2 separate regions of the Homo sapiens genome follow, and region 2 is linked to region 1. The links are chromatin loops, found by intact Hi-C in ENCODE. Cell type or tissue: endothelial cell of umbilical vein. All regions are shown on one strand. Links, peaks and the distances in the headings refer to the core of each region. The heading gives the core; the rest is flanking DNA. Region 1 has its middle 6.3 kb from the start of WNT2B. Region 2 overlaps ST7L (suppression of tumorigenicity 7 like).

The links. Hi-C counts contacts between places; a loop is a spot of excess contacts. Peaks named below come from ENCODE experiments on the same cell type or tissue, not always from the same donor. Only the 100,000 strongest peaks of a DNase experiment are listed, where the experiment ranks them.
Region 2: a loop joins it to region 1, with 2.5 times the contacts of the local background. A loop is called at or near these places in 3 of 110 quality-filtered maps.

Annotation. Positions count from the first base shown.
Region 1 is chr1:112,498,700-112,506,699 of GRCh38, forward strand. It overlaps a transcript of WNT2B not described here. Among named protein-coding and RNA genes, the nearest start is that of WNT2B, 6.3 kb to the right of the region's middle. RefSeq lists a silencer at 3,578-3,667. In endothelial cell of umbilical vein, for the core only: a CTCF peak has its summit at 3,308; a DNase peak (open chromatin) is centred at 3,302; H3K4me3 peaks cover 696 bases.
Region 2 is chr1:112,584,598-112,601,704 of GRCh38, forward strand. ST7L (suppression of tumorigenicity 7 like) reads right to left here. Exons shown (of 15, transcript NM_017744.5): 4 at 16,197-16,251; 5 at 13,374-13,489; 6 at 6,928-7,006. Among named protein-coding and RNA genes, the nearest start is that of ST7L, 26 kb to the right of the region's middle. In endothelial cell of umbilical vein, for the core only: no CTCF peak of the experiment used is centred there; no DNase peak of the experiment used is centred there; H3K27ac peaks cover 720 bases.

The DNA of each region.
Region 1 (8,000 bases), core at 1-8,000:
GCCTCATCAGAATAGTCTTCACTGTCCATATTTTTACCAGCATTCTGGTCATGATCACTTAGGTAATCATTAAGAGAGAAGCTTTCCCTATATAGCTCTTCTTTTCTGATCCTTTAGTGTAGTAGAATCACCCTTAATACTCCATTCACACCAATGTAAGTTTTTCCATCATTCACTTCAAAACCGTTCCAGCCTCTATCCATTACCCAATTTCAAAGCTGCTTCCAGCTGGGCGCGGTGGCTCACGCCTGTAATTCCAGCACTTTGGGAGGCCGAGGCAGGTGGATCACGAGGTGAAGAGTTTGAGACTAGCCTGACCAACATGGTGAAACCCCATCTCTACTAAAAATACAAAAATTAGCCGGTCGTGGTGGCGTGCGCCTGTAATCCCAGTTACTAAGGAGGCTGAGGCAGGAGAATGGCTTGAACCCAGGAGGTGGAGGTTGCAGTGAGCCAAGATCACGCCACTGCACTCCAGCCTGGGCGACAGAGCAAGACTGTCTCAAAAAAAAAAAAAAAAAAGCCACTTCCACTAAGACCAAAACAATGCAATTCTCCACAATCTCTTCCAGAAGACAGAAGCAGAGGACATACTTCCTAACTTATTCTATAAGTCCAGCATTACTCTAATACCAAAACCAGACAAAGACATTATATGAAAACTCAGACTAATATCTCTCATGAACACAGATGCAAAAATCCACAAAATATTAGCAAATCAAGTCCAATAATGTATAAAAAGAATTAGGCACCATCTGGGATTTATCCCAGATATGCAAGGCTGATTCAACATTTGAAAATCAATTAATATAACCTGTCACATTAACAGTCTAAAAAGGAAAAATCACATGATCATATCAATAAATGCAGAAAAAGCATACAACAAAACCCCACACCCATTCATTAAACTCTCATCAACTAGGAATAGAGGTAAACTTCCTCAATTTGATTAAAAAACAGGTACAAAAACCCTATAGCTAACATATTTAATGTCAAACTTACTAAATCAGAGTGTTATCATTGCATGGTGGAAACTCAGGTTGCTATGCAGGGGTGAAGGTATTTCATCAGAAAGAAAAATAACTCAGACTCCAGAATTGTTTCTAATCATCCAACAATCATATATTGTTCACTATTCTAGGAGTTGTAACACTTCTCAGTATGTTCAGGAGAAATGACAGGAGTAACTGTCTCATTGCTAAATAATTGTGCACAGTGGGGAGTACAGTGTCTTGATCATTAATTCCACAAAGCTGCTATGAGCAGAGGCACGATGGTCATGTTGACATGAACCAGGGAGTCTTAAAAGGGTAGATGGTTGGGAAAAAAGCGAGGGTATGACGACAGGCATAATCAGAGAACTCAAAAGTGATGTCAAAGTTAGGAACTTTGAACTGAGGATCTCAAATCACAGTAACGGATAAGATTGCTAAGGTAGTGACTCTCCAAGAGGTTCATAGTAATACTAAGCTGTTATTTGTTCATGTTTCCCTCGTTCTGTCATGAATGTACAATGGAGCTTTCCAGAGGCTACATTATCACACCAGACTGAATGTAGAAGCACATAAGAGAATTCTGCTATTAAGCCGGACATTAAAGATAGAGTATTTGCAAAAATGTTAAATAATGCCACTCTTTTCATGCTTTTTGTTTTGGAAATTATAGGTATTTTCCCATAAAAATATGGTATTAATATTAACAAGTATTGGGGTTATTATCGCTAATAATAAAAAAATTAAAATAAATATTTTTAAATGTTTCCATTTTGATCTGATAAAATACATTTTAGGCCAGGTGCAGTAGCTCATGCCTATAATCCCAGAACTTTGGGAGGTTGAGGCAGGAGGATTGCTTTAGCCCAGGAGTTCAAGACCAGCCTGGGCAACATAGTGAGACCCCGTCACTAAAAAAAATTTTTTTTAATTATTTAGGCATGGTGGTGCATACCTGTAGTCCCAGCTAATCGGGAGACTGAGGAGGGAAGATGGCTTGAGCCCAGGAGTTCAGGGCAAGCCATGATCGTGCCACTACACTCCAGCTTGGGCAAGAGAGCAAGGCCCTGTCTCAAAAAATAAAAATAAATTAAAATCTTATATTTTAGAGCAGTTTTTAGATTTACAGAAAAATTGCAAAGATAGTACAAAGTGCCCATATATCCCAGTTTTCCCGATTACAAACATCTTTCTTACACTACAAATGTATGGTACAGTTGTCACAACAGTGGACCAATACTAATATATTATTATTAATTAAAGTCCATACTTTGTTCAGAACGCCTCAGTTTTTCCCCAGTGTCCTCTTCCTTTTCCAGGATCCTATCCAAGTTATAATATTACATTTACTTGTCGTGTCTCCTTAGGCGCCTCTTGGCTGTGACAGTTGCTCAGACTTTCCTTGTTTTTCATGACCTTGACAGTTTTAAGGAGTACTAGTCAGGTATTTTGTAGAATGTCCCCCTGGTGGAATTTACCAGGTGTTTTTTTCTTGATTAGACCGGGGTAATGGGGAGGAGGACCACAGAGGGAAAGTGTTGTTTTATCGCATCATATCAAGAGTACATACTATCAACCTGACACTGGTATGTTGACCTTGATCACCCAGTGAGGTTGTATTTGTCAGCTTTCTCCACTGTGAAGTTGCTTTTCCCCTCCACACTCCCTGTCTGTACAATACTCTTGGAAAAAGGTCACGATGCATAGCCCACACTTAAGTAGTAGGGAGTTGTATGTCACCTCCTTCAGGGCAGAATACCCACATACATTATTTGGGATTCTGTATAGGAAATTTGTCTCTTCTCCTCCATTTATTTATTCATTCAATCATTTATTTGTATCAGCATGGACTCATGGGTATTTAATTTTATGCTTTGGGTTACAATCGAAAACTGTTTTGTTTTGTTGCCCAAATTGTCCAGCTTTGGCCACTGGGAACTTTTCAGTTGGCTCCTGAGTTTATGTTAATTTTTAATATGGATAGCTATTACCCACATAAACAAAAGCTCTTTGGGGTCCTTGATAATTTGTGAGTGTAAAGAGGTCCTGAGACCAAAATGTTTGAGAACCACCGCTCTAGGGATCCTCTGGCTGACCCGAATCCCCGGTGTGTGTGCGCGCTTCGTCTGCAGGTAGGAGTTGTGGTCTGGACAGAAGCAAAGTAGGCCACACTCGCCTGCCCTTGGGAACACCCACTTCTCCGTGCCACGCCCGCTCCTAAGGTTTTCTTCGGGCAGAAACGCGGGGATCCCCAAGAAGACGAAGCTCAGGCTGCCATGCCTTTCCCGCGAACGCCACGGCGCGGCGCCCGGTTCACAGGGCGAGTCGCCCACCCGCGAGTCGGAAAGCGCCCGGAATCTTGGCTAAAGCTCAGCGTTCTCCTCCGGGGCTGGGGCCCTGGCCAGGCCTGGCCTGAGCGGTCTCCCCTCACTCTGCGGCTCGCTCTCCCGGGCTACTCCGGCGCGCAGGTGCTGCGCCCGCGGGAGAGAGCGATCCTGCGGCCGTGGCGGACGCCGGGAGGAGCCACCGGGCTCTCCTCTCAGGAGCGCGTCCCCGTGCCCTCCAGCTGCCCGTCCCTGCTGAAAGCATCCGGACAGCTCCCCGGGCCGCGGCCCTGGGGCCCGCCAGAGCCCTGCCCTGCACCCCGCTCTCCCCTCTCTGGCCCGGAGGGCTGCGCCGGGCAGATCCTTTCCTCTGCAAGACAGAGACAAGCAGCGATAAACAGCTAAAGCTGGAGACCCGGCTAAATGATACAATAAGTTCTCTAATTGCCTCGAAAATAAGGTAATGATTTGGCAGAGGGAATGCTTTGATCTTATCAGGCAAGAGAGACCTCTCCAAAGGAAACCTCAGAGAAGGGCTGGAGGCCTCGGACTTGGGGGTGTGAAGCCCAAGGACAGCCTGCTTTCCCCGCCCTCCCCCGACCCTGCGTGTCCACGGTCCCCAGCCTCACCCTCCGGCTTTTCATGGAAAGACCCTTCTCCTGTGATGACTGGAGGAGAGTACACACACATAACACAGGGGTTAGGAGAGGAGGAGGGGGTGGGTTCTGGGTTTTTCAGGAACAGGAGGACGGCTGAAATGACTGGTGCAGTTTTAGAGAGGCTATAGAGAAGGAAATTGGGGGAGAGGGGATTGCGGACAGGGATTATGGAAAACCTGACTTGGCTCAAGTCTGATGATGTTTCTTACACAGTGAGGGCTGCTGATTTGAGCTTTTCAGGCAGGAGGGAGTGACAAAGGGAGGAGAACTTTGAGTGTCCTGCCTTCTCCAAGAATCTGCACACACACTCACACACACACCATTGCTCTGCGCTGTGGGTGTCCCTGCCTGGCAGAGGCCCCAGCACAAAGAGGATTAGAGAGATGAGCTAATCTGGTTTGTATCCCAGACATGGCCCCAGAAAGGGACCTTGTCCACCCTGATATGTAAGGATGTGAAGGAGTGAGGAGTCTTTCTTTGGGGGCCTGCTGGCTAACAGTACCAGAGACCCCACTCCACTGGAGTCCCTGGGATACTGCAGTCCTGACTTCAGGGTCAGATTTAGGAAGCAGAAAGACGGTCGGTCCCACAGAAGGAACTAGATCTCTACCCTACTTGTTTCACCAGTGGGGAAACTGAGGCCTGAAGTGGGAAAGTGATTTACAGAGTCATGCCAATAGTGCATGGCTGAGTTGGGGGAAAAAACCCTCAGGTTTTCTGACTTTTTACTGGTCCAGTGCTCCCTGCACTGTGTTGCAGGAGCTGCAAGGGAGAGGTATGAGACAGAGAGAGGGCAAGAGAAAGAGAGAGACGAAGACAGAAGCAAACATACACACCAAGGAAAATAGAGGTGCGCACACACCCACATGCACAGAGAGACGGAGAAAGCCACAGAGAGTCAGAAACAACATGGAGAGACAGATGGAGAGAGTGAAGAAAGAGCAAGACAAACGGTCATACAGATTCATACAGAGAGATACACACGGAGAGACAGGGAGTGACACAATCTGACAGGGAGACAGGCAAGAGACAGGGATTCAGAAAGAGAAGGACAGAGACATTCAGACAGGGAGGGGGAGGCAGGCCAACTTAGACACATAGAGAGACAAATGAAGACAGGGAGATAAACACAAGAGACAGATGCAAATAGACAGAGAATGACAGAAACAAGAGCCAGAGAGAGACCCAGGGAGATGGAGACTCAGAGAAGAGACATGGGGAGAGTATGAGAACAAGAGGCAGCGTGAACTGAGGAAGGCAGAGTGGGAGGGAGGCAGGCCATGCCCTCTGCAGATATTTGTCCATTGGAAACAACTCTCACTTCCAGATCATTCTAGGGCCCAGAACAGGTGGTAGGGAGAGAAAGAGGGCTTAGTGCTTAGCCTGTGTGATACAGGCAGACTGGGAACCCTCCCTTGGGGAGAGGCTGGTCAGTTGACCACCCAGGATCCCAGCAGCACACCCACTGGCCTCACACAGAACCTGGGCCACCCGCCCGGAATGGCCGTCAGCCCGCCCACTGCCTGGCTCCAGTCTGATTACAGCCAAAGTGCCAAAAGGCTCCAGACACCCCCATTCCCTGCCCCCATCGTCTCACCTCCCCACGCCTCCTCTCCTCCTTCCCCTTCTCCTTTACATCCCTCTCTTCCTTTCTTCCTAGTCCTCAGGGGAGCAGTTTGTGCCCCTGTTTAGCCACTAGCTGGGAGGAAAGGGGTTCTCCTCCATCAAGCCCCCTTTCCTGGTTTGGAGCTGGATGCTCCTTCCCTCCAAAGCCCTTTTGGTCTGGCCTCTTTGAGACACGTTCCACGCCTCGCCTAAGAGCTCATAAATACCAAGGAGAGGCCGGCCAGGCTGTGTACAAAGCGTGGATCCCCACTCTTTTCCCCCCTTAACAGCTCCTGGGTTCTTCCCAAGCTTCCTTTACTTCCCCAGACACCTGCATGGGGTGGCAGGGCAAGAGGTGAGGCATTAGTTACCTGTGTGAACCTGGCCCTATTTCAAATAAGACCTGCCTCGGTTTGCAAAGAAATCTCAGGAAAGGCGTCTCAGGGCCCCTTGTGCAAGCAGCAGGCTCAGGAATTCCTTGACTCCCATCCAAACCTCCCCCCAGCCCCTTCTTGGCCTTTCTCTCTGCTCATTACCATCCACACCACCTCCCACCCACCGGGAAAAAGAGAAGGTCATCGCCAAAGGGGCCCAGGGAAGGGGAGCCTTCTGGAGGATAGAGCAGGGTGGGGTAAGAGCTGTTTACCCACACCCCAGCTCCCCTTAGCTCATCTCCCCTCCCATCCAAGGGCCAGCAAAAATTCAAAATCATTCAGCCACGCATAGCTGAGAACAGAGTGAAAAGAAATCTTAACTCTGTCCCACCAGAGAGCAGAGCATAAGGTGACATCAAGGGTGACAGTGGACCCTTCTTCTTTGGGCACCCACTTTTGAGAGGACAGGAGGAGGCTCTAGTGCCACTATGGGGAAGAGGGTGGACCTGACTCTGCTGGCTGGGTGGAAGCTGTCCTGCTGGAGGCCCCAGGTAATCTGGCAGCTTTCAGGGGACCTGGGATTCTTCCTCAGGTCTCTACTGATACTGTTCACTATGTCTGCAGCATGCACCCTTGAACTTCAGCAGAGCCTAGTGTGCCACCCACAGACGGTTTTATTATATTTCCATGAAAATGCCTTGGGAGTAATGCCTTTTGCTCCTTGTTATTTAGGATACCCTGGCCAGTGTTGGGCACACAGCAGGTGCTCAGTAAGTGCTGACTTGACTCCATGCAGGGTTCTACAGACCAGAACTTAACTCTGAGATCAGTGACTCCTCCCTCTGGCTCCCAGAACTGAGAGTGAGAGTGTGGAATAAAATGAAGATGCAGGTCAGGAGCTAGCTTGAGCCTCTGGCCTTGACCCTCTGCCTGGCAGCCCCACAACAAGCCTTTGCGTGAGGAGCTGAGCTCTCCAGTAGTGTCTAGGACCTTGAGACTGGAAGTTTATTTTGAGATTTGAAGCTCCAAAGAGGCAGATCCCAGAAAACCTCTTCTCTGGCTCCATATTTGTTCTCTAGTTAAGTGGTTGAGTGCAGCTCTTGCAGTCAGCTGGCTCCTGCAGCCTGGGATTCCTCCCGGGGAACTGGGGACTCAGAGGAGAGGGGACAAAGAAGCAGAAGGAGCCAAGCCTCATCCTAGGTTGTCCACTCTGGGGGCAGAGGTGACTTGTAAACCTTAGAGAGAAGTCTAGTCCCCTCACCCACTTCCTTCCCTCTCAGAGCTGCTGATGTTTCTGGCTGTACCCCCCTCACCCCTCCCTTCAGCTCAGAAACATGCTTTAAAATTTTTTTTATTTCTATTTATTTATTTTGAGACAGGGTCTCACTCTGTTGCCCAGGCTGGGTGCAGTGGTGCATTCATGCCTCACTGCAGCCTTGACTTCCTGGGCGTAAACAATCCTGTTGCCTCAGCCTCTCAAGTAGCTGGGACCACAGGTGTGCATGACCACACCTGGCTAATTTAAAAAATTTTTTGGGTCTCACCGTATTGACCAGGCTAGTCTCTAACTCCTGTGCTCAAGCCATCCTCCCAACTCGGCCTCCCAATGTGCTGGGATTACAGGCGTAAGCCACCAAGCCTGGGCCTCAAAAACATGCTTTAATACTTGAGCATCTGTGTTGTGCCAAGACACAGTCCCACTTGACTGTAAAGACAGCTCAGGCCAAAGAAGGGGCCTCAGAAGTGATTTGGGGGCCCATGTGGGCGAGTCCACTCTAGGTTAGGGCTGATGTGATCATCTTCAGCCAACTTTCCCCCTCCCTGCGCTTTCCACCAACCCCAGGCCCTGTGTAGAAATAAACACAGGGCCAGAGTCACACCCAGGTCTAAACACACAGGGGAGTCTGGGAGAGGCTGCTGGAGCTCCAAGACTGCCCTGTGTAGGGATGGGGCTGGGTTGGGAGGAGGTAAAAGAGTGGTCCAAGGAAAGAGGCCCAGCCAAGAAGGAGCCTGGGCTCATTCCTCTCCCACCTGCCCCTCTCAGGA
Region 2 (17,107 bases), core at 3,922-11,921, 90 kb after region 1:
CTGCCTCAGCCTCCCGAGTAGCTGGGATTACAGGCATGCAGCACCACGCCCGGCTAATTTTTGTATTTTTAGTAGAGATGGGGTTTCAACATGTTGGCTAGGCTGGTCTAGAACTCCTGATCTCAGGTGATCCACCTGCCTCAGCTTTCCAAAGTGCTGGGATTACAGGCGTGAGCCACCATGCCCGGTTGATCATACCTGCTTTTAGTCGCTATATAATTTATGACATCCATTTCATGGGGCAGGTATGGGGAGGGTGAAGATTGGGAAGATAGTCCCTTGGCCAACTAGGCACTTTTAACATCTGACTCAGAAACATAGTCCAGGACTAGACATTTTCCCCAAATCTGAGTACTCCCCTCTGCATGCTGTCCCATCCACACATGGACTTATCCACAATATTATGCAGTATAACTTCCCTTGTTCTGAATTCAGGTCCTTCCTCCTACACTCCTATTCTCATTCCTCAAAACTATGCTTATGCCAAGTTTTCTTTTCTTCACCCCACTAAAACACAGAGGCTTTTCTTTGTATCTTTTAAGTCAACACCTGGCTAATAAACTAATGCTTGTTTTGGGGCCACAAAGAGAAACAAAATGTTGTTATTCCATTCCCAGAAATAACAAATCCATCTCTTCTACAGACAATATCCTAGTTGTGATTATCTAAGACGGCACTGTCCAGTATTCTAGGCATTAGCCACATGTGGTTATTGAGCACTTGAAATGTGATGCGTCTGAATTGAGATGTGATGCAAGTGTAAAAATGCACAACGAATTTTGAAGACTTAGAAGAATGTAAAGTTCTTCATTAACAGATTTTAGAAAAGTACTGACTATATGTTAAAATAGTTTAATATTTTGGGCCGGGCGCGGTGGCTCATGCCTGTAATCCCAGCACTTTGGGAGGCCGAGGCGGGCGGATCACGAGGTCAGGAGATCGAGACCACGGTGAAACCCTGTCTCTACTAAAAAAAATACAAAAAATTAGCTGGGCGCAGTGGCGGGTGCCTGTAGTCCTAGCTACTTGAGAGGCTGAGGCAGGAGAATGGCATGAACCTGGGAGACGGAGCTTGCAGTGAGCCAAGATTGCACCACTGCACTCCAGCCTGGGTGACAGAGTGAGACTCCGTCTCAAAAAAAAAAAAAAATTAATATTTTGAATATAGCTAAATAAAACATTATTCAGATTAATTTCACCTATTTCTTTTTACTTTTTAAATGTGGCTACTAGAAAATTTAAAGTTACATATGTGGCTTGCATTATATTTCTAATAATTAGTGCTTATCTCAGCAAGAGGAGAGAAATTATTGATAAACGTACAAGACCAAGCATTAAACAAAAGTGATGGCAGGTAGCTATCGTTAAGTGGGGACAAAAACGTTCTTCAGTTATAGAAAATGCAAATCATACCATTTCATCATCCTTCAAATAAGAAGACCCTATAATACATAACAATTTCACTAATCAACAAAGATTTCTCCATTACATTACACTAGATCCCTGTGAAGCATTAGATACACTGCTGCTTTAAACACTGGCCTTCCTGCCCAGGCACAGTGGCTCATGGCTATAATCCCAGCAGTTTGGGAGGCCAAGGCAGGAGGATCACTTGAGGCCAGTAGTTCGAGACTAGCCTGGGCAACACAACGAGACCCTCTCTCTATAAAACAATAATAATAAAGATTTAAAAATTAGCTGGGTGTGGTTGTGTGCACCTGTAGTCCTAGTTACTTTGGAGGCTGAGGCAAGAGGATTGCTTAAGGCCAGGAGTTTGAGGTTACAATGAAGCTATCATCCTACCACTGCACTCCAGCCTGGGCAACAGAGCAAGACCCTGTCTCTAAACAAAAACAAAAATCAAAAACACTAGGCTTCCTGACTGCCATTCCAAAAACCGACTGAAATATTTTAAAATAACCATAATAAAAACAGTTTTTAAAAGACCTAGATGGGTATAAATCAAAATATAAACATAATTATATGCTTATATTTTGAATGTATATACTTTTAATGACTGTATGGATATATGGTGAAAAGATTTTTTCCCCCTTAAAGTTTTCTTGGATTTGTTCAAAAGTATTTTATATGGATACTAATTCAGGAAATTCATTATGTGAATACCTAATTAATCTTACTTTGAAGAATGTTGGTTTTTTACATTGAGGTAAAATTCAAATAACAAGGTTCACAGTTTAAAGCATTTTGAAGTATACAATTCAATAATTTTTAATATATTCACAGAGTTGTGCAACCATCGCCACAATGTAATTCCAGGACATTTTCATCATCCCCACAAGAAACTTCATACCTATTAAGTAGTCACTCCCCATCTCCCTTGCCTCCTCAATCCCTGGCAATCCCAAATCTATTTCTGCCTCTTGACAATGTCCTCTGATGCATAAAATATTTTAACTTTGATAAAGTCCATTTACCTGATTTTTCTTTTGCTGCTTGTACTTTTGGTGTTATAATTTATGAGACCACTGCTAAATTCAAGGTGATGATGATTTGTCCCTATGCTTTCTTCTAAGAGTTCTGTAGTTTTAACTCTTCCATTTAGGTCCTTGATTGATTTTTAAATTAATTGGGATATATGGTATGAGGTAAGGGACCACCTTTATGCTTTTATGTATGTGGCTATTCAGTTCTTCCACCATCATTGTTGAAAAGACTATTCTTTCCTCCACTGAATGGTTTTGACGCCCTTGTCAAAAATCATGGCCAGGCGTGGTGGCTCACACCTGTAATCTCAGCACTTTGGGAGGCTGAGGTGGGTGGATCACCTGATGTCAGGAGTTCAAGACCAGCCTGGCCAACATGGTGAAACCTTGTCTCTACTCTAAAAATACAAAATTAGCCGGGTATGGTGGCACGTGCCTGTATTCCCAGCTACTTGGGAGGCTGAGGCAGAAGAATCACTTGAACCCAGGAGGTGGAGGTTGCAGTGAGCCGAGATCGTGCCATTGCACTCCAGCCTGGGCAAAAAGAGTGAAACTCTGTCTCAGAACAAAACAAAACAAAACCATCAACTGACCATAGATAATATGGGTTTATTTCTGGAATCTCAATTTGAATCCATTGATCTAGGTGTCTATCCTTGTAATTTAACTACTGTAGCTTTGCGGTAAGTTTTTAAATTGTGTAGTGTGAGTCTTCTAATTTTGTGCTTCTATTTCAAGATTGTTTTGGTATTCAGGGTCTCTTGCAGTTCTGTATGAATTATAGGATCGCCTTGTCCATTTCTGCAGAAATGATAATTAAAATTTTTATAGGGATTGCACTGAATCCGTAGATCAATTTAGGGAGTACTGACATTCTAACAATAATGTCTCCCAATCCATGAACATGGGATGTCTTTTGATTTATTTATTTAACTTATGCTTTATAGTTTTCAGCATCCAAGTCTTGCACCTCCTTGATTAAATTTATTCCTAAGTATTTAAATCTTTCTGATGCTTTTGTAAATGGAATTGTTTTCTTAATTTCCTTTTCAGATTGTTCATTGCTAGGATATAGACATACAACTGATTTTCATATGTTGATTTTGTTTCTCACAATTTTGTAAACTTTCATTAGCTCTAATAGTTTCTTTGTGGATTAAGACTTTCTACAAATAAGATCATGCCATCTGTGAATGGAGATAGTTTTATTTCTTCCTTTCCAATTTAGATGCCATGTAAAATTTTTCTTGACTAAACTGCACTGACTAGAACCTCCAGTATGCCATGTAACACAGAAGTACAAGTGCAGACATCCTGCCTTTTTTCTGATGGTGGAGGGAAACCTTTCAATCTTTCATCAGTAAGTACGTATTTAGCTGTAGATTTTTCAGACGTTCTTGAGGAAGTTTCCTTCCATTCCTAGTTTTTTAATGTTTTCATCATAAAATGGTGTTAGATTTTGTCAGATCTTTTTCTTCATCAACTGAGATGGTCATGTAGTTCTTGTCTTTTGGTCTACTAATGTGGAGTATTACATTAATTGATTTCCATATATTTATCATGATGGGGAACTCTGTCAAATGTTTTTTCTACATCAGTTGAGATAATCATGTGGTTTCTTTCTTCATTCTATTAATGTAGTGTACTACATTGACTGATTTTCGTATGTTGAACCATTCTTGCATCCATGAATAAATGCCACTTGGTCAGGGTGTATAACATTTTTAATATGCTGCTGTATTTGGAGTGCTCTTTTGTTTTCAGCTATTATTTCTTCAAGTATTCTTTCTGCCCTTTTCTCTCTCTTCTTTGGGACTCCTATAATGCATACATTGATATGCGTGATAGCATCCTACAGTTCTCTCAGACTCTGGTCATATTTCTTTACTCCTTAATTTTTTCCTGCTTCTTGAATTGGGTAATCTCAATTGACTTAAATGAAACTCACTGGTTCTTGCTTCTGTCTGCTCAAATCTGCTTGCTGCTGAACCCCTATGGTAAATTTTTCATTTTAGTTATGCTTTTCAATTCTGGAATTTCTATTTAGTTCCTTTTAATTATTTCTTCCTCTTTACTGATATTCTGTAATGGTGAGATATCATTATCATGGGTTCCTTTACTTCCTTCATCATATTTAAAACAGTTGATTTAAACTTTGTGTCTATTAAGTCCAAAGTCTAGGCTTCACAGGGGCAGTTTCTATTAATTTCTTTTCTTTTTATTTATTTTTTGAGACAGGGTCTCTTTATGTTACCTAGGCTGGTCTCAAACTCCTGAGCTCAAGTGATCCTTCTGCCTTGGCCTCCCAAAGTGCTGGGACTACAGGTATAAGCTACCACACCCAACCTGATTTCTTTTCTTTCCTATGTATGGGACATGTTTTCTTGTTTCTTTGCATGCCTTGTAATTTTTTGTTGAAAACTGGAAATTTTAAATATTATATTCTGGCAACTCTAGAGACATAATTTTCTCTACTCCCTAGGATTTGTTGTTGCTGCTTTTGCAGTTGTTTGTTTAGTGACTTTTCTGAACCAATTTTATAAAATCTATATTATCTGTCATGTGTGACCAGTGATGTGTGTGCTATTTTAGCCTCGTGGTCAGTTGGTGATTTGATAGAGGTTTCCTTAAACACCTGGGAACAAAACCAAACAAAACACAAAAAGCAAAAGTATTTGCAGATGGGCTCTGTGTGGGTGCTAGGGCACACCTTCAACATTCAGCCAAACAGTTTACAACTCTGCCTTAGCCTTCTCCTCCTACTTGTACAGAACATGAAGGTTAGGCAGACTTGACAGCTTAGGACTTTCTCAAGTCTTTTCTGAGCATATGCCCAGCTCTGGCTGTGTGTGGGGCCTTGATTCCCAGAAACATGTGGGAGCTTTTTAGAGCCTTTATTCCTCAAAGTGTCTAATTCCCGAGACTTTGCTCACAAGCTTTCTGGTTTGTCTATTGTTTGTCCTTCCTGTTATCCCTTGCCCCAGGCAGCAGCAGCTAATGCATTTGCCTTTAAATGTTTTTAACAAATGACCCAGAGTGTAGTTATGTCAATTCTGGGAGAGTTTTGAAATTGAAAACTCTCTTCTTTCAGTAAGCTGAAATAAAGCAAGCCCTTTGAGCTAGTCCTTCAGAAAGCCAACAGACAGGTCAAAACAAACGACCACAGTTCTTTGAAAATAAGGTCCATTCCACTTCCTCTGGTACTAGAAACCTATACCTGGAATGTACTCTGTTGTCTTCAAGACTGCCACTGAGCTAGGGAGTGAGGGATGGGGCCAGGATAAATAAAGCACTACAAAGCTTTCTTAGAGAGATTTAGGTGTTTTTCCCCTTGATTAAGCATTCACTAGGTTACTGTAAACTTTTCATTAGTTTCCAGAGTTTTAATAAAGTTGATCCTGCCAGTTTCTGCCAGTTTATTATTTTGGCATTCTTTACTCTGCCATTTTTGCTCCACCGTGGGAAGGTCTTCTTAATAAGGATAGCGTATATACTTGGGGGAGAAGGTTCAGGGAACAACTCTAAATTTACATTATTCAGGAAGCATTCCTTGATAAACCCCAACTGGAACCATATTTTCACTCTTGGTATTTATTTAGTCTGCATTAGATTAGTATTTATTGATCTGTTCCTTGTAAATAGTAAGTTGCCTTGTGATTTTACATTTTGCCTTTTCAAAATATAAAGTTCAAACAAAGAACTATAAAAAAATGCTGCTAACATGGAAAAAAATAAACTTGACAGAGCTATGTTTTACTTATTTTTAATCCCCTTCTCATGCCTTCAAGTCCATTAGCAACTAAAGTACTCAAGATTGAATGCTTTAAGTGAATGTTTTAAACGAAAAAATTAAAACAGGTGCATAAATACATTTGTATTTTAGTACCCTTTTTTTTTTTTTTTTTTTGAGACAGAGTCTTGCTCTGTCGCCCAAGCTGGAGTGCAGTGGCATGATCTTGGCTCACTACAAACTCCACCTCCCGGGTTCATGCCATTCTCCTGCCTCAGCCTCCTGAGTAGCTGGGACTACAGGCGCTCGCCCCCATGCCCGGCTAATTTTTTGTATTGTTTAGTAGAGACGGGGTTTCACCGTGTTAGCCAGGGTGGTCTCGATCTCCTGACCTCATGATCCGCCTGCCTCGGCCTCCCAAAGTGCTGGGATTACAGGTGTGAGCCACCACACCCGGCCTAGTATGTTAGTACCCTTTTAACTATAAAGTATTATCACCATTCTCCATGAGCATTCTCCATTTTGAAAAGTATTTCTAGCATAATTTCTATTCAAAAGCATATATAGATTTACAATTTCAGAAGCAAAATACAGATGTTGGCAAACACTGAAAATTTTATTAAATATCTATAACATGCAAAAAGGAAATGACTAATGACTCCAAGTGTCTTAGGAACAGACAAAGGAGACATAAAAATCATTTGCCTTGGTTTCCTTCAAAATAAATTTATTTTCCATATATTTCAAACTTACTCATTGTTTAATTCTAAAGCTTGATAGGCTGCTTTGATTCGAGCTGGAGGATTTCTTTCCCTCCAAGCCTTCTGCATAACTGTAGAAAAAAATTCCATAAAATAGATGAGATGGTAAAAAAATAATCTGCAAAATTATGAAGAATAAGGTAGTGGAGTAAGCAAAGCTTTAAATAATATATTCTTAAACATACAAAACAAGAAACTAGGTTATTAGTTCACATTATCTATTATGAGAAATTTACATTAAATTTGTAAGCTTCACATAAAATAAAAATATATTCTTTCTCTGATTTATTTTAACAATATACAGGGTACCTAAACAAGTTAATTATATCATTATTATGTATGAACATTTATATATCTAAATGCTTGTTAACATTGAGTTTAAGTGACATCACATTATAATCAATATGAAATATTACAGTTCTACTTTTATCATTCTGAAAAGGTTTTATGGAACTGCTAAAAATAAAAATATACAAAAACTTAAAAACAAAGTCTTTGTCTAATGAATGATTCACTCTACGAAGAATGTACGGGCTTGCGTTTTGTGTAAAAGGGCAAAAAAAAAAAAGGAATTAATTTAGAATATAGTACCTCTAGAAAATGTCAGCCTCTATCAGGATTCAACAAAGGCCTGAGTTAGGATTTCTTTGGAATATTAATTTTGCTACCAATTTACTGTACCAAAATGAAGACTTCACAGTAAGTAAAGTTTTCTTTAATTAAATAAACAAATAAAGTAGACTCAGAAGACAAACTGGCCCATTTCAAGTTTGATAAGAAAAATAGAGAACCTATGAGTGTTGCTTTTGGAACAAAACCTGCAACTGTCCAGGAAGAATAATGTGAAAAATGTTTGAATTTTCCTTTGGAAACAAAATATTAGTCTCAGCTTAGAAAAGGAGTCAATATATTCCACTTGTGTAACAAAAATACATTTCTCATATCAAACATGTCACCAGCTAGCTGCCACCTAACGCTTCCTGAACTTGACAAACTGATGAAAGTCAGCACCCATCTGATACTGGCCAGGTAAAGAACATCATTCTGCTGCAACACTAAATATTACATTAAAATAATGCATAATACTAGACTTGTAATTTTTGATGATAGGCTGTCTTCTATGAGTTATATGATATTTACAGGTCAAATTTTAACACTGAATCTTTATTAACATTTTAAATTGTTATTTGGTACTCTAGTATATTAAATACATACCCTAATTTATCTAACAAATTCCCTTTTGATGGACAATTAAGTCATACTAAGTTTTTTGCTAATACAAAACATTGTGATAACAATCTTTCAGTATGTGTTTTCATATCTAATTAAATATTTCCTTTCTAGAAGTAGAACAGCTGACTAAAATATGTATATTTTAAAAGATTCTGGATCTGTAACAAGTTTGGGGAGTTAGGAGAAAAAAAAAGACTCCAGATATACACCCCCCAAATTCCACAATAAGACTGTATTAATTTATACTTTTTCAGGCAGTGTAACACAGTATAATCAGTCTTTGCTAATTTAACACCTTAACACAGTATTATCAATCTTTGCTAATTTAACATCTGAAACTTATTTTCATTTGTGTTTTTTTAAATTTCTAGTGAGGTCATCTAATTCACCTTTAAATATTTTATCTTATTCTTTTGTTTTCAAATGCTCTACCTAGCCTTTCAAGAGTATTCTTCACAACCAAAGCAGTCCTAAGCCTAAGCAGAAAGGAGAAATAAAGTTGATGGGGGAAAAATGTATATATTTTTTTCTAAAATAAGGCTTAGGAGTAATTTAAAACAAAATGCTGATTTGGTATTCAATTGTCCTCTTTAAGGGCTCTTAATATGCTGAATATAATTAAAACAAGCAATTAGCAATTCACTCAAATTTATCTATTTTTCAAGTTAAATAACATTCTAATAAGCTAACAAGCACAAAACAGATCAGCAGTTATCATAAGGTCAGGGGTCATAAATATGTAAATGCCTACAAATGCCAGGCATTAAACATAAATGAGTGAACTGAAAGCACATTCACTGTCTCAAAGGGAGAGCCACAACTCAGTTCCATCTTATTACTGTCAAGTGTAAATTCAAGTTCAATTTTGCCCTATTTTTCAAACTTCAAAAGGCATAAATTCAGATTTTAATGTAAAATCTCCTGATTTTTAAATGCTGAAGAAAAAAATCCAAAAAACAATGGTGGGCCCTTCTGGATAAGTTTGTTCTCTGCCCTAGATAAATTAATAGAATAAGAACAAAATCTAATTTAGTTATTACTGATGACAGTAAGTCAAGAGAAATTTGCCACATCACAAAAATACACATTTGTATTTCTGAAAATAAAACTACTGATATAAATCATGACCTTTATGTGAGGGTCTGAAAAGATCAATATGGAATCAACAGTCCATTTCTGAAGATCATTCACAGATACACTCTGTCCTCCTTGAGTTCAACCTTTAGCTGGGGTTAGACACACCTCTAGAGAAGTACATAAAACTTTGCAAGGACCAAAATGGAATACATGGTTTTAAGAAAATCAACTTCTAAAGCTTCAACTTTATCACTCTTTCCTATAACTGATCTACCAAAGAATGTTTCTCTGGTTTCCCTATCCTACCTAACCACAATTCCTATACCTGCTCACTGCAAAGATATGTTCCTTTCTCTTATTTTACAGAAAAAAAAAAAAAAAAAAAGGGCTTACTTCTTACCCATCCTGAATCTTACAAGATGTACTGCCCTATAGTGTAAAAATCTCCAGGTGCCAAAGGGACAATTCAAAGTTTGGGTTGGGGGCAACCATGTTTAATCAAGACATCCTATAATAGTATTGCTGCCTTTTATTTATTAAACAGTGAAGCTTGGCATTGGAAAGAAAGTATTCTGGCCGTGTATTCAAGTATATTACAGAATGAAGAAGGGAATGATAACAATTTTTAACAGTTCTATTAGCACCCCTCCCTACTTACTATCAAAGAATGGATTGCTCCTAGGGGAAGGTCCCCTCACATCAAGGCAAAGCAGGCATTAGCAAGGAGTAATAAAGGTAGTGAAGCCTAATTTCGGCCAAGTGGTAAGTTCTAGGCAAAGTTCCAAGACACAGCTATCTTTCTATCTTAGAATCTGAATTCAGAAGACAGATGGTTGTCATGGGGAGGCATGTTAATATGTTTATTTAAATTGAAAAATGAAGTCAGACTGCTCTGTCAGAAAGTAAATATGATTTCGTTGATAGAACTGACAATGAGAACTCACCCAGTCAATTAGATTATATACAGAACCTTCCACAAAGTTTAAAGAGCTAAATATGTAGCTCTAAGGATTTGACAGAAATATAATTAAAGCATGTCATAACACTTAGAACCTTACAGTCAAATGCAATTTAAATTTTTAAAAATTACATTAGAATGTTTTATTGTGGAAAAGGATGGAAGTGTGATACCAGACTCTACAGCATGAAATAATGATAATAAAATTATATAGGAATGCAAAACAGATATGTGTTCAAGAAGAAAAAAGACAACATTTACTACTGTTAAAGGGCATTTGGTAAGCTGGGCGTGGTCGCTCACGCCTGTAATCCTAGCAATTTGGAAGACCAAGGGGGGGCGGATCACCTGAGGTTGGGGTTCGAGACCATCCTGACCAACATGGAGAAACCCTGTCTCTACTAAAAATACAAAATTAGCCGGGCATAGTGGTGCATGCCTGTAATCCCAGCTACTCAGGAGGCTGAGGCAGGAGAATTGCTTGAACCCAGGAGGTGGAGGTTGTGGTGAGCCGAGATTGCACCATTGCACTCCAGCCTGGGCAACAAAAGCAAAACTTGGTCTCAAAAGAAAAAAAAAAAAAAAAAAAAAAAAAAAGAGCATTTGTTTACGTATTGTTTTGCTTGCTTGGTTGTTTTTTTAGATATAGGGTCTTTGTCCCTCAGGCTGCAGTGCAGCAGTGCCATCATAGCTCACTGCAGCCCCAACCTTCTAGGCTCAAGAGATCCACCCACCTCAGCCTCTCAAGTAGCTGGGACTACAGGCATGTACCACCACATCTGATGAATTTTAAACTTTTTTTGTAGGGATGGGGTCTTACTGTGTTGCCCAGGCTGACAAACTCCTAGACTCATGGGATGCTCCTACCTTGGCCTCTCAAAGTGCTGGGATTACAGGCATAAGCCACTGTCCTTGGCCTATTTATGTATTTTTCAATGGATTGTAGTGGGTATTAAATCATTTGATTTCATAACATAGATTGAAATATAGGGTATACTATTATTTTTAAATGTCTGTATTTTGCAATATGTCAAAAATTACATTCTCTATGATTATTTAACCTTATGATGTCAACTTAAAAATGTGTGAAGGGACATATTCTTTTTCAAAATTCTTTTGGGAGATATTCAAATAAAAATGTTTTAATACCACAACTTCAGTAGATAGCCATGATTGCTATTTTAAAAGCCTGCTGACGTTTGCAATTCAGTGTCACTCTGTGAGAGGGGCTGTGAGAGAAAGGGTGGTGAGACCTAACTTCCAGAGTCACTCAACCCTTAAAGTTAACATACAGTACTGATACTGTGCTGCTGTTATTTCCCCAACACCTATCCTTTTGCCATTAATATAAACATTAAGCATATAAACATAAATCTATTTTTTTTACTCCTTTATTGCAATTAAACCATTTTATGTAATCATACCAAAGATTCATGGGTTTCCTATCATCCACTCTTAACCTATTTAATCTAGCAAAGATAAATCACTATGAACTCATTTTAATGCAGGAAACTGGCTATTTTTCAGACCCTTCAGTGATTTTGTGGTGGGTAGAAGCAGTAATAGTGTAGTGGTTAACAGCCAGTCTTGAGTTTGAAACATGGTTTTATCAATATTAGCTGTGTGACTCAAGGCATATTACTTGATCCCCCTTTGCTTCGGTTTCTTTATTGTTAAAATGGGGCTGATAATACCACCTATCTCATCAAGTGACTGGGAAGATTAAATTTCTATAAATTGCTCAGAACAGTGCCTGGCACATAGTAAGCCTAGGCAAGTATTAGCTATTATTAGTGAAATTGCTTAGACATCTGTGACATCTAGGCCATTCATTCATTCATACTTTTTTTTTTTTGAGATGCAGTCTCACTCTGTCGCCTAGGCTAGAGTGCAATGGCCCAATCTCAGCTCACGGCAAACTCCACCTCCGGGATTCAAGTGATTCTCCCACCTCAGCCTCCCGAGTAGCTGGGATTACAGGCACCCACCATCATGCCCAGCTAATTTTTATATTTTTGTAGAGACGGGGTTTTACCATGTTGACCAGGCTGGTCTCGAACTCCTGACCTCTGGTGATCCATCCACCTCGGCCTCCCAAAGTGCTGGGATTACAGGCGTGAGCCACCGCGCCCAGCCCATTCATACTTTCCTCAAAGAATAAATATTAATATTTACATTATGCCAGGCAATGTGCTGGATAATAGAGATTCAAAGATGAAGAGAATATAGTCCCTGCTGTCCAAAAGTTTATACCCTAGTAGCAAAGACAAACATGAAAGCAATATAATAACATTAACAAATAAATGTTTGTGGCTGAATAAATTAACTAAAGTTACTTCATAGAGGTTTAGACAAAGTAGTATAGAACTGCAGAAAACAAAATGTTTAATTCTATGACAAGGAATCCCAGAGAGGGCTTTCTAGAAAATGTGACTTTCAATTTGGATAATGAAGGATAAAAAGTAACTCATCAGATAGATAAGGAGGGTGAGTGCATTCAAAGTAGAAGAAAAATTGTGATAAAGATCCCAGACCAGGGCACAGTGGCTCATGCCTATAATCCTAATGCTTTGTAATGAGTTTGAGGTTACTTGGAGCTATGATTGCACCACTGCACTCCAGCCTGGACAACAGAGTGAAATCAATCAATCAATCAGCCCTGTCTTTAAACCATAAAATTAAGAGTCTCAATACTCTCTTCTATAGATAAGCACTTAGAGAAAACTAAACACAGAAATTTCTATGATCTTCTACCACTTTATATGTATCTCTAACTCACGACTAAAACAAAATAGACTCCAGTTTTCTGTACATGCCATTCTCCAATGTTTATACATTGACCTGTTCTTCTATTTTATGTATAATTGCAGGTGTTCATTTCCCAGACAGAAATGGGGTACACTGTTTTCTGGAAAAGTAGTTGCTATATTTGATCTGAAAGGTTTTTGAAGTAGTAAAAGAAATATGAAATATTTTAAATTCTTTATAAGGAAAAGCAGTGTATCAACCTAGCTTATAGTCATAATTTAATCTGAGTTTGTTATCAATAATATAAACAACTCCAAGCCAAATAACTAAATAACTCTGTATATTATAATAAATAACTCTAAAGAACTTTTAAGATGATCTTCATGATCACTGTTTATACTATGAACAGATATGATACATACCTGTGTCTGAAGGACGTAAAAAATCTGTGTCACAGGTGAAAAAGGTCTGATGGTCCTGAGCTGACAGGTTCATGTCATAGTATGTAAGTGGCTCTTTACCAGTCACCCAAGTGTATCTTTACCAAAACACAACAAAATATTTAAATTGAACATGAGAGAGCATCTATCTGCTATAACAGACACTACTTAAATTCAAAAATGTACTGCTACACATTTGGATGTTTTAAAATCTTACAATCAGTAAAACAAAAGATAACCTCACAAACTACTTAAAGTATGATAATAAAACATCAAAGACCAAATAGAAAAATAATATTCAATAAACAACTGCTTCTGAAAATTGAATTGGGCCGGGTGCCGTGGCTCATGCCTGTAATCTCAGCACTTTGGGAGGCTGAGGCTGGTGAATGACTTGAGACCTGCAGTTTGAGACCAGCCTGGGCAACATAGTGAGCCAGTGAGCCCTGTCTTTACCAGAAAAAAAAAAAAAAAAATTCAGCCAGGTGCAGTGGCTTGCACCCGTAATCCCAGCTACTGGGGAGGCTGAAGCTGAAGGATCACTTGAGCCCAAGAGCTCAAGACTAGCTTGAGCAATATAGCGAGATCTTATCTCTATTTTTTAACTAAAAAAAAAAAAGACTCAGTAAAACGAAAATTAAGGATTGGGAATTGAGACACAAAATGAAGCCTGGAATGGAGCTAACATATGAAATGTATACCCAAAAGTTATACTTTAACATTAAGAGAAAATAATCATTCAAAAGAAGCATAAGGATTCCTGATACTAATAAATTTATCCTAGGCCAGGCACAGTGGCTCACGCACGCCTTAATCCTTGGCACTTTGGGAGGCTGAGGCAGGAGGATCACTTGGGGTTTGAGGAGTTTGAGACCAGCCTGGCCAATATAGTAAAACCCTGTCTCTCCTAAAAATACAAAAATTAGCCGCATGTGGTAGCGGCCGCCTGTGATCCCAGCTACTTGGGAGGCTGAGGCAGAAGAATCACTTGAACCCAGGAGGAGGAGATTGCAGTGAACCAAGATCATACAACTGCACTCCAGCCTGGATGACAGAGAGAGACTCAGCCTCAAAAAAAAAAAAAAATATATATATATATATATATATATATATATATATATATGTGGATGTGTGTGTATACACACACACACACACACACACACACACACACACTTCTTTTCAAGATCTTCAGGAAATGGATACTGCATAATACAACAAATAGCCTCAAACTTTGATTAAACACAGTAAGAGATACAAGGACCTGTTTCTTACAGGTATCCCTTAACACAGGCTAATGGCATCTTTCATAAAAGCCTGGCTTTCACTTCACAGAATGTCACTATCTTACACTATCATGTCTTTAAGCATAGGAGTTATTGCTTAGTCATTTTTGTATCTCCATCATTTTGCACAGTGCCTGTACATGGTACAAACATAATGTTTCTTATTCAATAAGTTAAATAACATGCCCCATTCTACTTCTGGGTAAAACGCAGCACTCCTCAAAATAAAAGTAAAGTATCTTTGCTCATAAGTTTCAAAAGATGTTTTCTCATTTAGAGTTAAAAACCAGAAGAGAAATGGACACAGTAGTGAAAATAGGAAGCGGCAATATGAAGTCAATATATAGTCCCTCTACTGTTGCACAATTTACATTCAGAGTGATATTTTCTAATGCATCCTCAAATTTTGAAATTTAGCACTCATGCACAGGAATATGCTGACACTGGTAATTTTTTCTTAATGTCACAAATTCTTTGAAAAAGGCTTTTTATAAACCAGGGGCCTAATACATACTTAAATGTATACAATGTATACTTATACGTATCACAAATACTTATATGTATTATAAACCAGGGGCCTAATATATACTTATACGTATCACAAACATATAGTTTGATGTAATGTTTCTTATGATTATCAAATTAAACACAGGCTATGTGTGGTGGCTCATGCTTGTAATTCCAGTGATTTGGAAGGCCAAGGCAGGAGTATTACTTGGGCCCAGAAGTTTGGGACCAACCTTGGCAACATAGCAAGACCCCTGTCTACCAAAAATTTTTTTTTTTGAGATGGAGTTTTGCTCTTGTCGCCTGGGCTGGAGTGCAATGGCGTCATCTCAGCTCACTGCAACCGTTGCCTCCTGGGTTCAAGTGATTCTCCTGCCTCAGCCTCCCAAGTAGCTGGGATTACAGGTGTCTTCCTCCACGTCCAGCTAATTTTTGTTTTAGTAGAGACGGGGTTTCACCATGTTGGCCAGGCTGGTCTTGAACTCCTGACTTCAAGTGATCCGCCCACCTTGGCCTCCCAAAGTGCTGGGATTACAGGCATGAGCCACTGCACCTGGCCTCTACCAAAAATTTAAAAAAATTAGCTGGATGTGGTCTCTGCCTATGGAGTAGCGATTCTTTTATTCCTTTCCTTTCTTAATAAACTGGCTTTCACTTAAAAAAAAAAATTAGCTGGATGTGGTGGCATGTGCCTATAGTCCCAGCTACTTGGGAGGCTGAGGCAGGAGAATTCCTTGAGCCCAGGAGCTCAAGGCTGCAGCTAGCTATGATCGTGCTACTGCACTCCAGCCTGAGTGACAGGGCAAGACTCTATCTCTAAAAAATTTTAATTAAAAAAAAAAAGTAAACACAGTGAAGATGCTGCCAAATAAACTGTGGACTAATCATTTTACTTTATCATAGACCAGTATCTTCTACTAGAAGAGCTGCGATATATTTATAAAGACAAATGATTTTGTAAATACCTTTACTCTAAAACCAATGCCCTACTTATACTGAAAGCAAAATGTAATACCTCCTATATTCTGCTCCTCTGAAAAGATTTAGAGGGTTTCTCCATACCTTACATTCTGAAAAACAAGGGAGAAAAAGGGGGAAAAAGAGACACTTTAAAATCTTCATTTAACCAATATCTATTGTCTACCCACTGTAGGCTAATCACAGTGCTAGCCACAGATGGTACAAAGATGAATAAAGCATGCTTTCAAAAAACAGAATTAAATCTAGTCATTTCCTTATTTCTGTCTCCATAGTATTTGGTTCATAATTCAGTTATAGCACTTACCATATTACAATGTGATTATCTGCTTGGTTTTGTTTCCCCTTTAAAATATGAAGTTTTAAAACTTCGCTCATTTTTCTATTCCTAGAACCAAGCACAGCATCTAGAACTGACTTGCTTAACTGAATTAAATATAGTATGAGAGTAGTCATGTAAATGGCCTGAACTCTGTAATAACAGACATGTTTTGTTCTTTTTGTTTTGAGACAGAGTCTCGCTCTGTCACCCAGGCTGGAGTACAGTGGCGCAATCTCAGCTCACTGCAAGCTCCATCTCCCGGGTTCACGCCATTCTCCAGCCTCAGCCTCCCGAGTAGCTGAGACGACAGGCGCCTGCCACCACACCCGGCTAATTTTTTGTATTTTTAGTAGAGACAGGGTTTCACCATGTTAGTCAGGATGGTCTCAATCTCCTGACCTCGTGATCCGCCTGCCTTGGCCTCCCAAAATGCTGGGATTACAGGTGTGAGCCACCGCGCCTGGCCAGACACGTTTTGTTCTAAGAGAAAAAAAAAGAAGTGATTAAATTTGTTCTGGGAAAATCAGGGAAGGCTTTAGAAAGGTGGTGATATTTGAACTGATGTTGAATCACTGTAAAAAATGAGAGTAAGCTTGCAAAATGACGAACATCTGCAGCAGAGGAAG